Linked DNA regions of Homo sapiens: regions 2 and 3 are each linked to region 1. Evidence: chromatin contacts called from ENCODE Hi-C data. All regions are on one chromosome and are shown on one strand. Each heading gives the region's core, a stretch centred on a gene start or an enhancer-like site at or near the end of the contact. The rest is flanking DNA. Distances are from core to core; before and after follow the strand shown. Region 1 holds the start of MTOR (mechanistic target of rapamycin kinase). Region 2 holds the start of EMC1-AS1 (EMC1 antisense RNA 1). Region 3 holds the start of FBXO42 (F-box protein 42).

Region 1 (4,798 bases), core at 1,448-3,947:
TGGGAGGTAGAGGCTGCAGTGAGCCGAGATCCTGCCACTGCACTGTCTCAAAACAAAAACAAACGAAAACAAAAACAAGGTTATATACCTCAAGAAAGACACTCAAAATGTGTTTCTTCAACTACAATAGGAAGATAATAGTACCTAGTTCATGGGTTGATGTGAGAACTAAATGACTTAATACGTGTCAAAAAGTGTTTAAAACAGTGCAGGGCATATACTAAGTTCTTAATAATTGTTAGCTATTATTATTACTACTACTACTACTATGTACATGGCAAAATGCCAGGTAACAAATGTCAGGAGGTAGGGAAAGAATTAAAAATGACTAAGACTGCCCCTTTCCTCAAGTTCAGTCTAAAAAGAGAGATTATTATTCTACAGCAGCACTATCTAATGGAAATTTAGGCCGGGCACAGTGGCTCACGCCTGTAATCCCGGCACTTTGGGAGCCCAAGGTGGGCAGATCACCTGAGGTCAGGAGTTTGAGACCAGCCTGGGCAATATGGTGAAACCCCGTCTCTACTAAAAATACAAAATTAGCCAGGCGTGGCAGTGCGTGCCTGTAACCCCAGCTACTTGGGAGGTTGAGGCAGGAGAATCACTTGAACCCAGGAGGCAGAGGTTGCAGTGAGCTGAGATTGGGCCATTGCACTACAGCCTGGGCAACAAGAGCAAAACTCCATCTCAATTAAAAAAAAAAAAAAGAGGAAATACAATGATCCACAAATGTAATTTTAAGGCTGCTTGTAGCCATATTTTAAAAGGTAAAAAGAAACAGGTGAAATTAATTACCTAAACCAATATATCCAAAATATCATTTCAACATGTTATCAATATTTAAAAAATTGATATAGTGTCCATTCTTTTTTTTTAGCGAGTCTTCAAAATCTAATGTGCATTTTACACTTACAACAATGTCAATTTGGACTAGTCATTTTTTTTTTTTTTTTTGAGACAGAGTCTCGCTCTGTCACCCAGGCTGGAGTGCAGTGGCATGATCTCGGCTCACTGCAACATCCACCTCCCGGGTTCAAATGATTCTCCTGCCTCAGCTTCCCGAGTAGCTGGGACTACAGATGTGCAGCACCACGCCTGGCTAATTTTTGTGTGTTTTTAGTAGAGATGGGGTTTTATTATGTTGGCCAGGCTGGTCTCAAATTCCTGACCTCAGGTGATCTGCCCGCCTTGGCCTCCCAAAGTGCTGGGATTACAGGTGTGAGCCACCATGCCCGGCCTGGACTAGTCACATTTCAAGTGCTCCACAGCCACATGTGGCTGGTGGTTCTTGTACTGAACAACGCAGTTCTACAGGGGACTAGCTCTTCAAATGTAAGCTAAAAGAAAGTAATTAGTTCCTGGCCGGGTTTGGGAGGCCGAGGCGGGCGGATCACGAGGTCAGGAAATCGAGACCATCCTGGCCAACACGGTGAAATCCCGCCTCTACTAAAAATACAAAAAAAAAAAAAAATTAGCCGTATGGTGGCGGGCGCCTGTAGTCCCAGCTACTCGGGAGGCTGAGGCAGGAGAATGGCGGGAACCCGGGAGGCGGAGCTTGCAGTGAGCAGAGATCGAGCCACTGCACTCCAGCCTGGGCGACAGAGCGAAACTCCGTCTCAAAACAAAACAAAAAACACCAATTAGTTCCTGAGCTCATTCCCTCATTCCTCAATTATGCCCACACTGCCATGGGTGTAACATACACCTATCCCAAGTATGTTCAGCTTATGCTACAAAACCAATTTCTCAAAATTCTTATTTTTGAAAGAATTTGTAAGGCACAGAGGAAAAACCTGGGAATAATTGGTTTTGTAAAGCTTTCAAATACTCCACTGCCAAGAAGAAGACTGCAGAAAGAAATGTCATCCTTTAGGGGAGAAGAAACTTAAGAATCCCTGCTAAGAAAACTACTCCAGTTTGTGTGTATGTGTGTGCGTCCGAAAGGGGGGAAGGTGGCTGGCAAGGGATTTCTATTCTCAGGAAAGAACCAGTGTATCTTTATATGATCTGAGGCCCACAGGCCATCTGCTCCAGACTGAATTCAATTAAACTTAGGATATCTGAAGTCAAATATCCTAATGGTGTTGATAGGGCTTAAGGAAGTTAAGATTGGATGGGGGAAACAGGGATGGGGCTGGGGGAGAGGGAGAGAAGATGTACCCCAACGATGTAACCAAGCTCAGTTTCGGGGACTGGATCTCTGAGAGGTGTCCACAGTGGAGGACAAGGGGCTGACACGGACGCTAGTGTTCCCTGGGGCAGAGATACACAATTTTTATACGTGGCTCAAAAGAAAGGGTGGCTGTGACAGGCAAAAGACCCAAAGGGCAATACCAGAGCTGATGGGCCGGCCTTCGGGCGGACGTACCGCGGGCCGAAGGGTCCAGGGGTCTCTTGGGGGTCCCGGGGAGGTGGGCGTTGCCTCGAGGGGTGGGAGTCAAGGCCTCAGACGGTGCCCAGGTCGTGGGGCCGGCAATGTGGGGACCCCACGTCCCAGACGGGCGGCTTCCCCTGGCCCCCCCACGGGCAGGCTGGCCGTGGGTCTGGACATTACGCCGCCCTAGAGGGGTCGTGCCAGGCCCTAGACTCACCGCGCGGCTTCGGCCAAGGCCTCAGCTGCCGCCGCCAGCACCGGTACCGCCGCTTCAGGCCCCCTGCCCCACCGCCCGCCTTCCCCGCTGTCCTCTAAGCCGGGAGCGAGGGAAGGAGGGTTCCCAGCCCTGAGGACCAATCGACAGGTATAGGGAGAAGATGGACTGAAAAACAGGCCAATAGTAATGAAGAAGAGAAGCTTCAGGACCCGGCTTCTCCAGGGGGCGGGGACTGTTCAAATAGACAAACCACGCGGCCAGTGGCAGGTGAAAACAGGCTTGGGTCCACTCGGGAGAACCAATCGGTCGTGAGTTCACCTCAGTCACTTCCACTCACACATCCGGTACGGCGCTGCTAGGATTCCCTTCTGCATCCGGGCTGTGAACTCAAGGAGTCCGGTGTCTGGGTATCTCCGGATCGCAGCGAGAGCGGCTAGCAGAGGTTCGCGACCCCTCCCGGTGTAATTCTGAGAGGAGAATGTGAGCGATGCCGGTGCCCAGGAATTACTGCATCAAAAGACGTTTCGGGCTAGCGCTCTTTATGGATCCTGTGATATCTCTTTTGTTACAATTAATAAGCATTTGAAAATGTTTTTAATTAGATTCTCTAACTTTCCCAAAATTATCCAACTCAGGATCACTCCAGAGAAACCATAGCCAAGTTTTAACCAAAAGAGCTAGTCATAAATAAAAATTTTCAAAGCAACATTATTTTTTAAAAATCCTTTCAAAAAATCAATAGCTGGCCCGGCGCGGTGGCTCACGCCCATAATTCCAGCACTTTGGGAGACCGAGGCAGGCGGATCACCGTAGGTCAGGAGTCGAGACCAGCCTGGTCAACATGGTGAAATTCCCCCACCCGCACCCCCCGTCTCTACTGAAAATACAAAAATTAGCTGGGCATGGTGGCTCACGCCTGTAATCCCAGATACTCGGGAGGCTGAGGCACGAGTATCGCCTGAACCCGGGAGGTGAAGGTTGCATGCACCGAGATCGTGCCACTGCACTCTAGCCTGGGCAACAGAGCAAGCTCCGTCTCAATACATACATACACACACACACACACACACACACACACACACACACACACAACCAAAGAAAATAAATAACTGCTGGTCACGGTGGCCCACGCACTTTGGGAGGCCAAAGCAGGAGGATCGCTTGAGGCCAGGAGTTCCAGACCAGCCTGGGCAACATAGCGAGACGATGTCTCTACAGATTAAAAAAAAAAAAATCAACAGCAAAAGTGGATTTGACTACATTTTTTTTTAATCACAGTGCTATTTGTCATAGTAAACACTGAAAATTCCTAAATATTTCAAAGTAGGAGTCCAATAAAATATGATGCATTCGTTTGGGCGCGGTGGCTCACACCTGTAATCCCAGCACTTTGGGAGGCCGAGGCGGGCGGATCATGAGGTCAGGAGTTTGAGACCAGCTTGACCAACATAGTGAAACCCCGTCTTTACTAAAAATACAAAAAAAAAAAAAAAAAGGTAGGCGTGGTGGCAGGTGCCTGTAATGCCAGCTACTCAGGAGGCTGAGATAGGAAAATCCCTTGAAGCCAGCAGGCGGAGGTTGCAGTGAGCCGAGATCGCGCCACTGCGCTCCAGCTGGGGTGACAGTGCGAGACTCCATCTCAAAAAAAAAAAAAAAAAAAAAAAAAGATGCATTCATAATAAGAAAAATACATAGCCATTAATAATTATAATTTAGAGCCTAGCATGGTGGCTCATCCCTGGAATCCCAGCACTTTGGGAGGCCGAGGCAGGATTGCTTGAGGCCAGGAGTTCCAGACCAGCCTGAGCAACATAGTGAGACCCTTGTCTCTACAAAAGAAATTTAAAAATTAGCTGTGTGTGGTAGCACATGCCTGTAGTCCCAGCTACTTGGAAGGCTGAGGCACGAGAATCACTTGAGTCTATGACTTCAAGGTTGCAGTCATCTGTGATCTCCACTGCACTGCAGCCTGGGCAGCAGAGAAAGATCCTGTCTCAAATAATAATAATAACAATAAATAGTGGTAATTAGATGAATATTTGCTAAGAAGGAAAAGGTTCACAACTAGTTTAAAAATTACAAGTTGTGCAACAATGTAAGTATAATACAACCATTTACAAAAATATTTATGCATTTCTTATATGTCTCTGTTTACATGGGGGAAATGTGCACAACTAAGATGTAATTTGGGAAAGACACACTTTTTT
Region 2 (4,798 bases), core at 1,364-3,863, 7.9 Mb after region 1:
GTTGAAAAAAAAAAAATCAAAAGAATAGTTTGTGACATGTAAATATTACATGAAATTCAAATTTCAGTGCCCATAGATATAATTTTAAACACAGCCATGCCCATTCATTTATATATGGTGTGTGGCTGCTTTCACACAATGATGGCAGAGTTAAACAGTCCAGACAGAGACCACATGTCCCAAAATTATCTACTATCTGGCCATTTACAGGACGTTTGCCAACGCCTGCTTTATAACAAACTGAACACTTGATACGTTTAGCTGTTCTCACTGTAAAGAACTTGTAAGCCAGGTATTTCTTCTGGAAATTTTTCTTTAGATCATACTCCTCTCACACAGCCTGCAGAGGACACATAGGCTTTCAAAGCTAACTGAGCTCCAAAAACCAGAAGACTTAAAAGATCTTGCCTTCCGGCTGGGCACGGTAGCTCATGCCTGTAATTCCAGCACTTTGGGAGGCCAAGGCGGGTGGATCACAAGGTCAGGATATGGAGACCATTCTGGCTAACATGGTGAAACCTCATCTCTACTTAAAATACAAAAAGTTAGCTGGGCGTGGTGGCAGGCACCTGTAGTCCCAGCTACTTGGGAGGCTGAGGCAGGAGAATGGTGTGAACCTGGGAGGTGGAGCTTGCAGTGAGCTGAGATGGCGCCACTGCATTCCAGCCTGGGTGACAGAGCAAGAATCCATCTCAAAAAAAAAAAAAAAAAAAAAAAGAGATCTTGCCTTCCAATAAATGCGTTACCAAAGACCCATCAGTTTGGACTTATTTTCTAAGCCATAAAGAGAGATCTTATTAATGTCTACAAATACAACTCTTGATTATTTGTACAAACAGAGGGTATGGCAAAGACCACTACCACATACATGGCAAAATTCAAACCTAGTGATGTATTTGGTTGGAGGGTGTTCCTTAAGTATTACAGCTTTAAAGGTGGCCCCAGAATACAGGATTTATGGAAGGGTGTCAACAAATTATTAATATTTTATAACCTATCCAGCTCATGTCCAGAAAAACATAAAAGCAAATGCTCTAAAAAGACTGGAACGTTACTGATTCTACGTAACATGAGTATGAGTCAGGAAAAATACTGCCAATCCAAATGTTTAAAACAAAAAGCAGCCACGTAATTTGAAAGTAGTATATTTGAAACCTGTTTACATCTTCAGAACATTCCTGGCCTGATGATTAGATAGCAAAATCCGTCTGTAAAGCTGACTGTGAAGTTACCAAACTCAACCATTATTTTATTATAATTTGTTAAAAACTCTGCATCCAAAGGATTACAAGTCTACAACAAGAAAAAGCACAAAAACAATTTGTCAAACCGTGGGCCTCCTTTGAGTAACAAATAGCAATTTTTAACCTCTGGATAGCAGCTAGATATACCCTTGTCATCGTGAAGCTAAAATGACCCAGTTAACAATTGCAGGGAGTTGCTGAAATGAGGTATGGCTAGAAAAATGAAAGTCAGTCTGGCTTTAAAAGCAAAAGTCTACCATTAAACTAATGAAAGACTGCTCTGAGCACAGTATGTCAGGAAAAGGCAGGCACTCTGAGATCACCATCTTTGTACCTACATAACTGTCACTAGCTAAGAATCGCTGTGCAAAAAGACAAAAACACACAAAAGGAAACCAACAGATAGTACCGTTTGTAAAAGAATGTGATGATATTTTAATGCGAGGGGGATGGGAGGCAGCAAGAGAACACACACACCACACATCCTCTGGGAAAATGATCTCTCAGACACACACTGAAATGTTTTTAATCAAAGACCGATACAGTAGGAATGCACAAGGAGTGCAACGTAAAAAGAGGTCATCAATGTAGCTAGTGGCTTCAGTCACAGAAATAGCACGTGCCCCCACTGATTACAGCACCGCGGGGAGACCGTTATTAAATTATACCGTACGGCTCCGCTCCGGCCCAGGCTAGGAGGATGAGTGCGGGCGAGAAATGCAAACTCATCTGTGACTTGACCCAAGGGGCAGCCCCGTGAACATTCCCTTAAGAGGGCGAATGCATCTCACTCTCAACCATGTCCGGCCACGCCCTCCCGCAGGGAGGCCGCTAAAGTTTTGCTCGAGAGGGGAAACTGAGGTAGAGGTGATTTACATGCGTTGGCGGAGGGAAACCCAGGCAAGCCAGTCTCCCCGGGCCCGGGACCCCGAAGCCGTGGCTGTGGCGGGGATCCTCAAGGGGGCAGGGGGCGGCCCGGAAAGCGGGTCCAGACGATCCGGCTCGAAATCCCCTCCCCCCACAACAGCGTCGCCCGCCAGAGCCGCCGCCCGGTACCTCTCGATGACTGAGGCCACCAGCTGCGGCAACTCCTTCATCTCGAAGGCGGAGTAGGACGCGGACAGCAGGGGCCGCACAGCCACCTCCCAGCCCGGGGTCGTGTCCGCCCCCGTTGCCGGGGTCCCCGGCGCCGGAGCCGCTGCCGCCGCCTCTTCGCCGCCGCTCGTCGCCATCTTCCGTCGTACTACTGCGGCTCCCTCCGGGGGCTTGCCACCGGCCCAGCGCCGCCTCCCAGGAGGGGGCGGAAGTGACGCAATCTGTCGCGTCAGACTGCGCGCCGCCGTCATGGGTCAAAAACGCGACGCGCGGAGCGGCCTTTGCTCTCACCGGGGTCGAGCCGCGGCGAGGGAACGGATCGGAGACGCTGCGCCTGCTCAGAAGGTAGCGCAGCGGGGAAAGGCGGGAGAGCGTTAACTTCTGAGCCTGCGCGGTGGGAGTTGCTCAAGCAGGTGGTAGCGACTTGGCTTCCGGGCAGCGGGTAAAGGTGAGTCTGGGGCATGGGTTCAGTGGGCAAGTCTAGGGCAGCAGAGTTGACTACGCCTCGGCGTATAGAATGGCCCTGGCCTGGGACAGCTAAGGACGACAAGAGGAGGCCGAAGCCTAAAACGCTTTCACCTGCTTCTTCCCCTGCCTAGATCCCCCCAATAGTAATACTAAAGAGCGCCATAGTTTACAAAGATTTCTCCCTCTCACAACACCTTTTAATCACTGATCCGTATTCCCTTAGCACTCAAATCTCTTCTGTTTGGATTGCCCTCATTAACAATCTGACCAGCTCGTACAATGCATCCCTCTTTGCAATTTGCCACGTATGCTTACGTGTTCCCCTTTTTTCTACTGGCAAGGAAAGAATGTAAGCTTTTATTCACAGGAGATGTCTGAGACTTTTGCCGGTAAAATGATCTGGCTACAAGGTCTAAGAGGGAAAAGCAGTTTGCTCGAGGAAAGGTATTCGTGCATTAAGGACAGTCCTGTGAGTGAGATATTGGTGGACGGCTTCAAGCTCTAGCCTGTGGCCTACAGCTGGCCTAAATAAGACTGGGAAGGAACTGTGAAGACGGTTTCAAATTCCTAAAGCCCTGAAATTCTCCCCCTAAGTTTAGGAAGAGCTTTTGTTCTTGGTGTGTAACACTGATAAATGAATTGGTACCTAGTGATTAATCTGCACTTTTATTAAGATATGACCTACTTTACCTTTTTTGAGACAGGATCTTGCTCTGTCGCCCAATAGCCCAGGCTGGAGTGCAGTGGCAGAGTTGCAGCTGGCTGCAGCCTCCACCTCCCTGGCTCAAGTGATCTTCCAGCCTCAGCCTCCCCAGTAGCTGAGACTATACAGGTGCAGGCCACCACTCTTAATTTTTTTTGTTTGTTTTTAAGAGACAGGTCTCCCTACGTAGCCCAAGCTGTTTTCGAAGTCCTAGGTTCCTCCCACCTTGGACTCCCAAAGTGCTGGGATTACAGGCTTGACCCACTGCGCCCAGCCTGCATCTTTACATTCGAAATAAAATTCAGTCAAGTCAAAGCCGGTCTTGGAGGAAAATGTGGCTTTGATGACAGCAGTAGGGATTTTCCTTCAGTGCCTACTTACCAGAGGATAATAATAACAGCAAGTTTCTTAAACATAAAAACATCAGAAATGAAAAAGAACTTTCCATAACACTATAAATATTGCAGTATTTCAAGATACTGAACCAGAGCCCTAAGGAAAGGCTGGAGACCCAGAATTTTATAATGGCTTTGGGACATGAATTTTATTTTAACCAGAGGACAAAATTAATCTGCAAAAGCTGTCTTGGAGAAATTTCAGGAAATAAAAGATCAAATGTATCTGCTGTCCTCCCTTCCCTCTCCAGGAGAATAAAAGGCAAATGCAAACTATCACAGGGAGATTTTCACCTTTACCTAAATTATTTATTATATACTTTATATTTCTGGTTAATAGATTGGGAGAGAGCACTCCAGATAAAGAACTTCCTTTATAAATGCCACATTTATTTCAGTACTGGAGGTTTGGTCTTGTGTTGCCACAAAGATTTGGAATGGCATCTATGTTATAAATTTAGATGACAAAAGAGACTAATAAAAGACTTCTAGATGAAACACAAGCTTCTAATATTCTGGTCCAGGAAATAAGATAGAAACTAAAAAACAATAAATAACTTTTATGAATTAACTGAAGGACTTAAAATACTTGTTCCATTCTAATCCCAAGTGTCTGCCAAGGAACTGAAATTTAAAATGATAAAAGACATGATACAGTCATGTTACAGGGAATTCAATGAAGTAAAAATGGCAGACATTGATGAATGGTATGGTTTAAAGATTTGTGTAGAGGTAGTGATGAGGAGGCCTGCTGGGAGCTGGAAAAGTTCTATACCTTGACACAGTTATGCTTACATGGATATACACACACAGTAGTCACTAAGCCATGATTTGTACTTATGATTTGCACACTTTGGTGGTTGTAAATTGTACAGCAATCTAAAAACAAATGA
Region 3 (4,798 bases), core at 920-3,419, 5.1 Mb after region 1:
TTCATGACTCTTTATTAGCAAATTGATATGCAAAGTAGCTCTCCAATTTTCTACCACAGAGAAGCTGCTGGTTCAGATTTACATCTTTAGCAAAGACACTAAGAAAATCGACAAATTTCTATGGAAAAGTCTTTGATTTAAAAATAGAAAAGGAGGCTGGGCACGGTGGCTCAAGCCTGGGGTGGGGCAGGGTATCGCTTGAGACCAGGAGTTTGAGATCAGCCTGGGCAACATCGGTGAAACCCCGTCTCTACTAAAATTACAAAAAAAAAAAAAAAAAAAAAAAAATTAGCGGGCGTGGTGGCGCACACCTGTAATCCCAGCTACTCAGGAAGCTGAGGCAGGAGAATCGCTTAAACCCAGGGGATGGAGATTGCAGAGAGCCGAGACTGTGCTACTGCACTCCAGCCTGGATGACAGAGTGAGAAACTGCAAAAAAAAAAAAAAAAAGAAAGAAAGAAAGAAAGAAAGAAAGAAAGAAAGAAAATGGTCAAATAATAACCTAAACAGTTGTCATTTTAACAATGAAAAGCTTTTTAAGATACGCAACATGCCTATGGATCAATGTAGATTGAATCATCTATTTATACTGGCTTGTCAAAAGCAAACAGTTACTGGGTATAAAATGACAACATACAATAGAAAAGACACCCAATCAGATTACACACGTGAATACACTCAAAGTTAGCAATTTAACACAGCATCACTAATGGCCATAAGATATACAGACTTAATTCTAAATATTCAATTCTAAATGATGGTACTTCCCCCAAATTTTCCTTGCCTCTTTAAATCCATGATGTCATCATTCTTAAGCAGAAGTAAAGCCAATTTGTTACAAAAGATATTTTGGTGTGTCCAAGCAAAAGCAATCGCCTCAACAATTCTGCATAGCACAAGTTCAGTGAAGCCATCATTCCTCAAGAAAGAGACCACAAGGCTTCAAACCGACTTCCCTACATGACAGAAACACAATCGAAGTCTCCCAATTAGCATTTAAACAGCAATAAAAGTTGTTCTCAAAAAGGAACAACATAGTTTCAACGTCGGGGCCAGCAACTGCCAGCAAGTAAAACTGGTAATGTGTCAGAATCTTCATCTAGATCGATCAGAATCCCACCACAGAAAAATCCAGACTCTGGCAATTAAGAAATGAGGCTTTTATTTTCCTAACAGAAATCGGGAGATTTAACAGACAAAGCAATTGGTTATTCTGAATCTTAACAAACCGAAGGTTTCAAACGAACTCAGCGCTGAAGTTACTCTGCAGCGACCATCAAGATCTCACAATCGTTTTCTCTTCGCTTACAAATTCGTTCCCACCCTCCACCGTTCCCTTTGCACACACAATTCTCGCCAAGAGAAGCCTTCCACAGTCACAGCATGGATTGCTGTCTCAAGCAAGGAGATCCGCAGTTCCCATTTCTCTAAGGGAACACTCAACAAGCTAGGGGATAGGAAAGGCCTTTTGTGTTTTATTTAACGTAAACCAATTCCAAAATTATCCCTTTGCAGCTGCAGGTTCAGAGATGCTAGCCCCCAGCCGCAGCCCCAATTTTGATGGGCACCCGACCCCCGACTCCTCTCTCGCAAAGGAGTGAAATGTTCGGAGGAGCGATGAAAGATTACCTGACACCCTAAAGCCATCCTTGCCCGGGCCACACACCCCTTCACTGCCCGGGTGAGGGGACGAGAACCACCCTGCTGAGGAGAGGGGGTGGGTTCGCTCCCAACCCAAGGGCTGGCTGGAAAGGAGCTGTCCTCCTCCTCGCCTCACTCGAGGACGGCGATAGCAAGTCACCCTGCCCAACCAGGACCGACCCCCGCGTGGGATACGGGGCCTGCGTCAGACCCCGGGCGCCCGCTGCCCCTTGCCAGTCCCGGGCATAAAGGGCAGAAGGCGCCGGCTCCCCTCTGCGGCCCGGGGAGGAGGAGAGGCCTCACCTGGCCCAGCCCGCTCCACGCTCTCGGGTTCGCTCCGCTGGCGACGGTAATGAGGGAGCCAGGGACAGGGCCAGAGCAGAGGCGCTCTGCCTCAGGCCGCGACAGCCGTGCTCGGGGCTCCTCACAGCTGGCGGGACCCCGAGCCGCCCGGAGCCGCCATCTTCCTCCACTCAAACGCCGCCGCCGCCGCAGCTGCTGCTGCTCAGGCCGGGAGAAGACAGCGCAGAGCGCGCATGCGCCGGGGCGGGCGCGGCGGACGCGCGCGCACTCACGTCAGCGCGGCGGGATGGCGAGGGGCGGCCAGGGGGCGGCGCAGTGTTGAGAAAGGCCGTGGTCACAGGCCGAGGTTCTGTGGAGGGTGGAATGCGCTCGGGGGAGCTAGGCCTCCGCACCCGCCTTCGCCGCGTCTCTAGCGTCGACCTGATAGCCGCACCCACCCTCCGCTGCACTGTCTGGGGCAACTGGGTGGTTTTCCCGGTGGTTTGAGACTAACATTTAGCCAGGAATTAACTCACTTCTACCCCGAGGGCCCGATGAGCAGAGAGGGCTGTGGCGGATGTGAGTGCTCTTGGATATCGCCAAGGGGAGGGAAACTGTGCTTGAGGTGTGCAGGAGAAGTCTTCCCTTAACCGTAGCCTCGTAGCAACCACTGTGAGTTCTTACTAGCTCCACTTTTCAGATGAGGAAACTGAGGCACAGAAAACGATCACTTATTTGCCCGGAGTCACACACCTATCAGTGGAGGTGGGGCGGCGCGGGAAAGAGGATTTAAACTCAGGCTTGTCTGGTTCCCAAGCTCCTTTACTTCCTACTAGCTAGGTTATAGGATCCAGCAAAGTCCCCCTTCTCAAGGGAGCAACCTGGTGTGTAGGTGAGAACCTTCATGAGCCCAGCCCTACAGCATGTGGTCTAAGGAAATGCCAGATACAGAGTCAAAGGCTTCAGTCTAAACTCTGTAAGCCAAAAAAACAAAACAAAACAAAACAAAAAACTAAGCCCCCACCCCCCCCCCAACACCAAACCATCTGAACGGACTTCCTCCTAGGCCAGGGCAGTCTAAAATGTAACCAACCTGAGAGACTGGTTCAGGCCATGACGGGAAGCAGGACATGAGACATGCCTCATTACATCCTTCAGCATTGACATCAACACAACAGACCTTAAGACTGGTAAGAAACATTTACAATCTGTTCTCTCTGGAGCCCACCTGCCACTTGGAGGCTTCACGTGCGTGATAAAACTTTGGTGTCCACAATCCCTTATCATAACCCAGACATTCATTTCTATTGATAATAACTTTTTTTTTTTTGAGACAGGGTCTAACTCTGTTGCCCAGGCTGGAGTCCAGTGATGAGTTCTTGGTTCGCTGCAACCTCTGTCTTTCAGGCTCAAGCTATCCTCCTACCTTAGCCTCCTGAGTAACTGGGACTACAGGCGGGCACCACCATGCCTGGCTAATTTTTCCATTTTTTTTGTAGACACAGGGTTTCGCCATGTTGTCCACTCTCATCTCAAACTCCTGAGCTCAAGTAATCCACTTGCCTCGGCCTCCCAAAATGCTTGGATTACAGGCGTGTGCCACCGCACCAGGCCTATTGATAATAACTATTTCAACTCATTGCCAATCAGAAAATGTTTAAATCTGCCTATAATGTGGAAGCCCCCACTTCAAGTTTCCGGTCTTTCTGCACCGAACCAATGTAGTTTTTATTTATTTATTTACTTATTTTTATTTATTTGTTTATTTTTTTGAGACTGAGTCTTGCTCTGTCGCCCAGACTAGAGTGCAGTGGCACCATCTCCGCTCACTGCAACTTCCGCCTCCTGGGTTCAACCGATTCTCCTGCCTCAGCCTCCCGAGTAGCTGGGATTACAGGCGCCCGCCACCGTGCCCAGCTAATTTTTGTATTTTCAGTAGAAAATACAAAATTCAGTAGAAAATACGGGGTTTCACCATCTTGGACAGGCTGGTCTCAAACTCCTGAACTCGTGATCCACTCACCTCGGCCTTCCAAAGTTCTGGGATTACAGGTGTGAGCCACGGCGCCTGGCCTTTTTATGTATTTATTGAGACAGGGTCTCACTCTTCGCCCAGGCTGGAGTGCAGTGGTGTGATCTCCACTCACTGCAACCTCTGCCTCCCAGGTCCAAACGATTCTCGTGCCTCAACCTCCTGAGTAGCTGGGATTACAGACATGTGCCACCACACCCAGCTAATTTTTGTATTTTTAGTAAAGACGGGGTTTCACCATGTTGGCCAGGCTGGTCTCGAACTCTTGCCTCAGTTGATCCACCCGCCTCGGCCTCCCAAAGTGCTGGGATTACAGGCATACGCCCCTGCACCTGGCCCTGTATTAATATATCTTAAATGTATTTGATTGATGTCTCATGTCTCTCTAAAATGTATAAAACCAAGCTGCTTCCCAACCACCTTGGGCACATGTTCTCAGGATCTCCCAAGGGCTGTGTCATGGGCCATGGTCACTCATATTTGGCTTAGAATAAATCTCTTCAAATATTTTACAAAGTTTCCTCCTAGGAAATCTCATGGGGCATAGGGCTGGGCCAGAAGCCAAGTTCCCCTCAAGTTGGAGGGCAAGGCCTCTTTGAGCAGACTTGGGTCACCCTTACCCATAGAGAGCTGTATGAGCCAGAGGCGGTGGTGCATACTTGTCAGCCCAGCACTTTGGGAAGCCAAGAGGGGAGGATCGCTTGAGCTCAGGAATGCAAAACCATCCTGGGCACCATAGCAAGACCCCATCCCTACAAAAAGTTGAAAAATTAGCTGGACATGGTGGCATGTGTACCTGTAGTTCTAGCTACTTGGGAGACAGAGGCAGAGGGTTGCTTGAGC

The links. Hi-C counts contacts between places; a loop is a spot of excess contacts on that map. Pooled maps may share reads with other maps.
Region 2: a pooled map shows a loop between it and region 1 (6-fold over the local background). The contact joins the promoter of EMC1-AS1 here to the promoter of MTOR in region 1. A Hi-C loop is called at or near these places in 2 of 50 pooled maps.
Region 3: a loop to region 1 is called in a pooled map, with 8 times the contacts of the local background. The contact joins the promoter of FBXO42 here to the promoter of MTOR in region 1. A Hi-C loop is called at or near these places in 1 of 168 maps with a recorded cell type or tissue (CD8-positive, alpha-beta T cell), 1 of 37 single-sample maps with no recorded cell type and 6 of 50 pooled maps.

What each region holds. Positions count from the first base shown.
Region 1 is chr1:11,259,854-11,264,651 of GRCh38, forward strand. It overlaps MTOR (mechanistic target of rapamycin kinase), which reads right to left and starts at 2,698. Exons shown (of 58, transcript NM_004958.4): 1 at 2,592-2,698. RefSeq lists a silencer at 2,416-2,465 and an enhancer at 2,886-3,045.
Region 2 is chr1:19,207,773-19,212,570 of GRCh38, forward strand. It overlaps EMC1-AS1 (EMC1 antisense RNA 1), which reads left to right and starts at 2,614. Exons shown (of 2, transcript NR_135114.1): 1 at 2,614-2,787. UBR4 (ubiquitin protein ligase E3 component n-recognin 4) reads right to left here and starts at 2,494. Exons shown (of 106, transcript NM_020765.3): 1 at 2,301-2,494. The coding sequence starts at 2,476. RefSeq lists silencers at 2,164-2,483, 3,509-3,578 and enhancers at 2,534-2,583, 2,834-2,883.
Region 3 is chr1:16,350,311-16,355,108 of GRCh38, forward strand. FBXO42 (F-box protein 42) reads right to left here and starts at 2,170. Exons shown (of 10, transcript NM_018994.3): 1 at 1,945-2,170. RefSeq lists an enhancer at 1,435-2,209.